Regions from separate parts of the Homo sapiens genome. Here region 1 is linked to region 2. Evidence: chromatin loops called from intact Hi-C (ENCODE). Cell type or tissue: chondrocyte. All regions are shown on one strand. Links, peaks and the distances in the headings refer to the core of each region. The heading gives the core; the rest is flanking DNA. Region 1 overlaps ATP6V0A2 (ATPase H+ transporting V0 subunit a2). Region 2 overlaps ZNF664-RFLNA (ZNF664-RFLNA readthrough).

Region 1 (2,854 bases), core at 355-2,854, 270 kb after region 2:
AGAAACAGTCTGAAAGTAAAAAAAGTATCATTAGACTGTTCTCAAGGATAAGTGCAATCTCTTCATGGTAAAATATCTTCATTTATATTTAGACTGTTCTCAAGGATAAGTGCAATCTCTTCATGGTAAAATATCTTCATTTATATTTTGTTACAAAAATATACAAAATACTACTTTTTACCTTTCCTTCACTCAGTATAAACCCTTCTGGTTCAGTGACATCAGCCAAGCTGTCACTAAATTCAAATCATGTCCGCATTATATCTTCTACAGTCACACTGGGTTTTAAGGCTCAGCATACAATTTATCTTCCAAACATACAATTATCATAACTGGTTTTATGTAAGGGTAACAGGATAAGAGTCTTTAAAAAAATATACAAGTGGGATAACCATTTGTTGTATGTCATTTTATCCCATTGTCCCCAATTACTAAAACAAGACAAAATTGTAAAAACAATCCTCTACTTGTAATTCTAGGTAGCACAGGATAAAAAATATTTGCATATTTTGGCCAGGCATGGTGGCTCACGCCTGTAATCCCAGCACTTAGGGAGGCCGAGGCAGGTGGATCACTTGAGGTCAGAAGTTCGAGACCAGCCTGGCCAACATGGTGAAACCCCATCTCTACAAAAATACAAAAAAATTAGCTGGTCACGGTGGCGCATGCCTGTAATCCCAGTTACTCGGGAGGCTGAGACAGGAGAATCACCTGAATCCAGGAGGCGGAAGTTGCAATGAGACACGATCGTGCCATTGCACTCCAGCCTACGTGACACAGCAAGACTTCATCTCAAAAAAAAAAAAAAAGTACATATTTTTAAATCCAGCAGAATAAATGTGAATGTTTTGATTACCCATCATTAAATTTTTTAAAAAACTATCCCTACTTCAGCTGTTGGAAAATATTATCTGGCAACTTCAGGTGACAGATTAACTCTGTTGTTTGTTTTAAATAAAGTTTAAAGGAAATAAGTATCTAATACCATTTTCAACTAGCCATGCAAAATTGGCTTCTCTCCCCAAATCCTGTATTTGAAAAAATAACTTTAACATAACGTTTGGCATTAACTTATATTTGCTCATCATAAAAAACCAAAAGAAATTTTTATATCTCAAATTGGTAAACTTTACAAAATATTTAACATATGAGGAAGAGGTATATCTTACAGAATTATTTGGCTATGTCATAAGGCAGTAATGAAGATGGAATTTTTCCTATCATAAATCTGACATAAGTGAAAGTCTATAACATGGTCATTCTCCATAAATCTGAAAGCTTGTTGGTTACAGCAATATGATCATGCCACACTGTCGTCGTTATTGAACTTTGATGAAAGTAGACTGAATGAGAAAGGAACAAATTTGGTGCCTGCACCAACGTAGAATTTGTTCTGAAATTCTACCCTAAAAAAAAAAAAAGCCATGTATTAATGGAAGATTATGAAATCACATTCCTTAAAACAACATTTATAAGTTAAAAAAAAAAATTCCTGTGCTGAAATTGCTTCATTCCAAAATATGTTCTTGGCACATATATTTTTACTTAGCTAAACACTGCCCCGCACCCCCAACCCCGTGCTGGCTTTCCCAGTGTGAACAGAAACTCTGACACATCCGCTGTCTCTCACTGCCCAACACACAAAAGCACGTGCACAAGTAACGAGACCCTCTCCTGCCACTTGAGTCACTGGAGGCACAGAGCAGTAATCTGACCTACACCATAAAACATTAAGAAATACATAAGAAGGATTTATCTTGCAATAAGACAGAGCAACCTGTCAGACCCAAAGTGAATTAGGAGTATGAAACATACGTTAGTATTCTGCAAACTTAAACTTACTTTTACTTGTCAGTGATAATAGTTCAGAATCAAAATACATTTTTTTTTTTTGACACAGAGTTTCGCTCGTCCCCCAGGCTGGAGTAAAATGGCATGATCTCGGCTCACTGCAACCTCTGCCTGCTGGGTTCAAGCAATTCTCCTGCCTCAGTCTCCCAAGAAGCTGGTATTATAGGCGCACGACACCACACCCAGCTAATTTTTGTATTATTAGTAGAGACAGGGTTTCATCATGTTGTCCAGGCTGGTCTTGAACTCCTGACCTCACGTGATCCACCTGCCTTGGCCTCCCAAAGTGCCAGGATTACCGGCATGAGCCACCGCACCCGGCCCAAAATACAATTTTAACTCAGAGGATATGAACACAGATCCCAAGGGAAGGGAAGAACTGGCCTAAATTCAGCATTAGATTTTGCAGGGGCTGTGTATATTTGGTTGGGCGGGGCAGTGGGGGGGCGGGTATGTTTTTTAAATAACAGCTCCAAGGCTAGGTTTCAAACTCACCAGTGGAGGCGTATGGCGTGAAGAAACGCAGAAAGCCCTTCCATGATCAGAAGGATGAAAATGGTCAAAACTGCAAAGAGCGCGATAACCGGGAGCAGTAGCAAGACGCCATAGGTGGTGTCAACGCGGAGGCCCACGCGCATCAGCATGGCCCACAGGACATCAGACAACTCTGCAAAGGAGTGCAGCCTGCACAGGTCATGCTCGCTTATGTACAGTGGGTCCCTCTGTGAGCTACCTGGACTGAGTTTCCCCCTGACGGCCCTGAACTATTATCCCATAAAATAATAGACACACATGTAACACAGACCCAACTGTTTCTCATGTGAAAGCCAGTCAGCTCCGAGACGGTCTCAAACACTAAGGAAGACCTGGTGCTCCAAAAATATCAGAGGCCATCTCCCAAAGGGAGGTCTTGCCCCAGACTAGGTTTGGGTTGTGACCTCCCAAAGCGCACTGGACCAGGCAGCCAGAAACAGGCTCCCAGGCCTGGTTCTGCCACTGAGGG
Region 2 (2,909 bases), core at 268-2,767:
TCAAGGGCAGGCCAGTGACACGTTAATGTGAAGTCATTACTTGCACGTCTCTGCGGGGTCTATTCCAAGATACAACCTGCAGATGAATGCACACACAGAAAATGTACAAACAATAAATAAATGAAAGAATAATTAAAAATATTATTTCTCCCTGGTAACCTGCTTCCGACAAATTTCAAAGAAACTGTTACATAGAGGCTGAGTGTGGTGGCTCACGCATGTAATCCCAGAACTTTGGGAGGCTGAGGCAGATGGATCACTTGAGGCCAGGGGTTTGAGACCAGCCTGAATATCGTGAAACCCTGTCTCTACTAATAATACAAAAATTAGCTGGGTGTAGTGGCACACGCCTGTGGTCCCAGCTGCTTGGGGGAGGCTGAGGCAGGAGAATGACTTGAACTGAGGAGGCAGAGGCTGCAGTGAGCCGAGATCATGCTACTGCACTCCAGCCTGGGTAACAGAGTGAGAATCATCTCAAAAAAAGAAAGGAAATTGTTACACAGACGCAGAAGGAGCATATGGAATTTGGCCACGCTGGGTGTTACTGGTTTCAACTAAATTCTCCCAAATCCCAAGGCAAACTTCCAGCAAAGCAAGGTGACTGGCGAGCTGATGGGGTCATTTGTAAAGAAATGCTGATGCTCTCAAATGTGTACAAGCACCAAGATGCCAGCTGAGAGGGCTCCAGGAAGTTGGCTAGCAAGGGCACGCCTCTTTCCCTCTGTTCATCTGATTGTCAAGAACTCACCGGTGCGCAGAAGAGTTGGCGATCCTCACAAGCCCCAGGCTTGTAGCTTGTGACTGTTTGCTTTCAGAGAAAGGGAACTAAAAGATGCTTTTTCCCCCTCCTGCTTTTGCTTGGCCCTGGCTCCCTGCAAAATCTACCTGAGCAGGTCTGGAGTCACCAGGGACCACCTCCCAGTGCCTTCAAACACGGGGCTCTTGGGCAGCACTCTGGGACCTCAGCGCTTCGCCTGCCGGCAAATGACCACCACACCGCTGCCAACCCACTGCTGCCACCACGCTTCCAGCTACAGCCAGGTCTGCCAGACCCTGCTCCCTCTGCCAGATGCAGGCTCAGCTGTTGTCACCTTCACTGGGACAGCCAGCTCTGACGGGCAGTGCCAGCCTTTCTGCAAGATCACAACACTTGGGACCACTGCCACTTCCTGGGGATAGTAATAATAACAGCTAAGATCTACTGAGCCCTTGCTCTGTGCCAGACACCAGCTGAGGACTTCACTTGCTTAAGCTCACTTCAGCCTCGCAGCCATCCGGAGATAAATACTGTCATTCGTCAGTACAATACTTTACAGATGAGGAAACTGAGGCTCAGAGAGGTAAAGACACTTGCTCAAGGTCACACAGCTAGATGTGGTGGAGGGACTTTGAGTCTGGGCTCACCACACTCTGCATCCAACCCTGCAGCACCTTGGGTGCTGCCACGCCCTCGGGCTCAGCTGCTGCTCCCAGTTGCCACCCCCAAGTCTGCCCGGCTCCCCTGGAGTCCCTGGCTCTCCCACACCGTGTGGCTTGGCTGCCTCTGGTGGAGCAGTGTCACTTTGGCCATGTCAATGCCAGCCTCCCCGAGGACCGCGTCTTCTTGGCACTTCTATCTCTAATGGATCTGTGACAGGGGAAGACTTATGACTATGTGATGTCCTTGTCGTCTTCTCCCTCAGACCCCAGCCACTGCCATCCTCCATGACCAGGCCCTTGTGGAGAGAGAGAAAGAGACAGACACAAAGACAGAGAAAGACAAAGAGACAGGGACACAGACAGACAGGGAGAGAGAGGGAGATAAAAAGAGGCAGAGACAGAGAGACAGATGAACAGAGACAATACAAAAACAGAGTGACAGAGACAGGTGGATGGAGGTAAGAGATGGAGAGGCAGACACAGGCCCGCAGGGCAGCAGGGAGGCCCTGACGATGGCTGCAGTCCTGCAAGCAGGAGGTGGTGGTGGCTCGGAAGAGGGTTTTAGCTCAGAAGATGGGAACAGATGCAGGGTGTATTCTGAGGACAGAATTGACAGGGCTTGCTGACAGATGTGAAAGGAAAAGGGAAATGAAGGAGGCTGCTGGGTGTGGGGCCTGGACACTCACTGCAGGGAGGCGTCATTCACTGCGACTGATAAGCAGTGTCACAGCCAGTTTTATGTGTCAGCTTGGCTTGGCATGGTTCTCAGATATTCGGTCAAACACCTGCCTAGATGTTGCTGTGGTATTTTTGGGATGCGATGAACACTGAAGTCAGTAGCCCCTGAGTGAAGCCAAAGACCTGCCAGGCTATGGGTGGGTCTCATCTAATCAGGTGAAGGCCGTGGGAGAAAAAGACTGAGGTTCCCCGGGAAGAGGGGATTCTGCCTTCAGAAAGCCTTCAGGCTGGAGTGGCAACATCCACCCTTCCCTGGGGCTCGGCTGCCAGCCTGCCCTGCAGATTTTAGACTTGCCAGCCTCCACAACTGCATGAGTCAGTTCCTTAAAATAACCTCCTGTCTATATAGAGAGAGACTATGTATATATATAGCCTGCTCACGGATGACACACACATCCAGGACTCTCCTTTGAGATCCACAGTTGCAGATTCTGCCGACTTGAGTGTCTTCTTCGATGTTGGGAAGAAATTCAACTCAAAGTCATTCAAACCTGGTCCTCTCCTGATGCTTCCTCCTTTAAAAAGTGGCACGACTCACCATCCCATGGCATGAGCCAGACACTGGGAATCTTCCTGGACGAGTCCTTCCTGCTTACTCCTTGTGGTGGGCAGACCCATGGTCCCCAAAGGTGTCCACGCCCCAATCCCCAGAATCTGGGAATGTTACCAACATGGCAAAAGGGGCCCTGCGGATGTGATGAAGGACCTTGAGAAGGGAGATGGTCCTAGATGATCTGAGTGGCCCCTGTGTC

Evidence for each region. Peaks named below come from ENCODE experiments on the same cell type or tissue, not always from the same donor. Only the 100,000 strongest peaks of a DNase experiment are listed, where the experiment ranks them.
Region 1: it touches region 2 in a loop (4-fold over the local background); 1 of 110 quality-filtered maps calls a loop at or near these places.

Annotation. Positions count from the first base shown.
Region 1 is chr12:123,756,479-123,759,332 of GRCh38, reverse strand. It overlaps ATP6V0A2 (ATPase H+ transporting V0 subunit a2), which reads right to left. Exons shown (of 20, transcript NM_012463.4): 19 at 2,347-2,518; 20 at 1-1,406. The coding sequence ends at 1,301. Among named protein-coding and RNA genes, the nearest start is that of DNAH10, 4.4 kb to the left of the region's middle. In chondrocyte, for the core only: no CTCF peak of the experiment used is centred there; a DNase peak (open chromatin) is centred at 1,590.
Region 2 is chr12:124,026,552-124,029,460 of GRCh38, reverse strand. All of the region lies in intron 2 of ZNF664-RFLNA (ZNF664-RFLNA readthrough), which reads right to left. Among named protein-coding and RNA genes, the nearest start is that of ZNF664-RFLNA, 55 kb to the right of the region's middle. In chondrocyte, for the core only: no CTCF peak of the experiment used is centred there; a DNase peak (open chromatin) is centred at 1,506.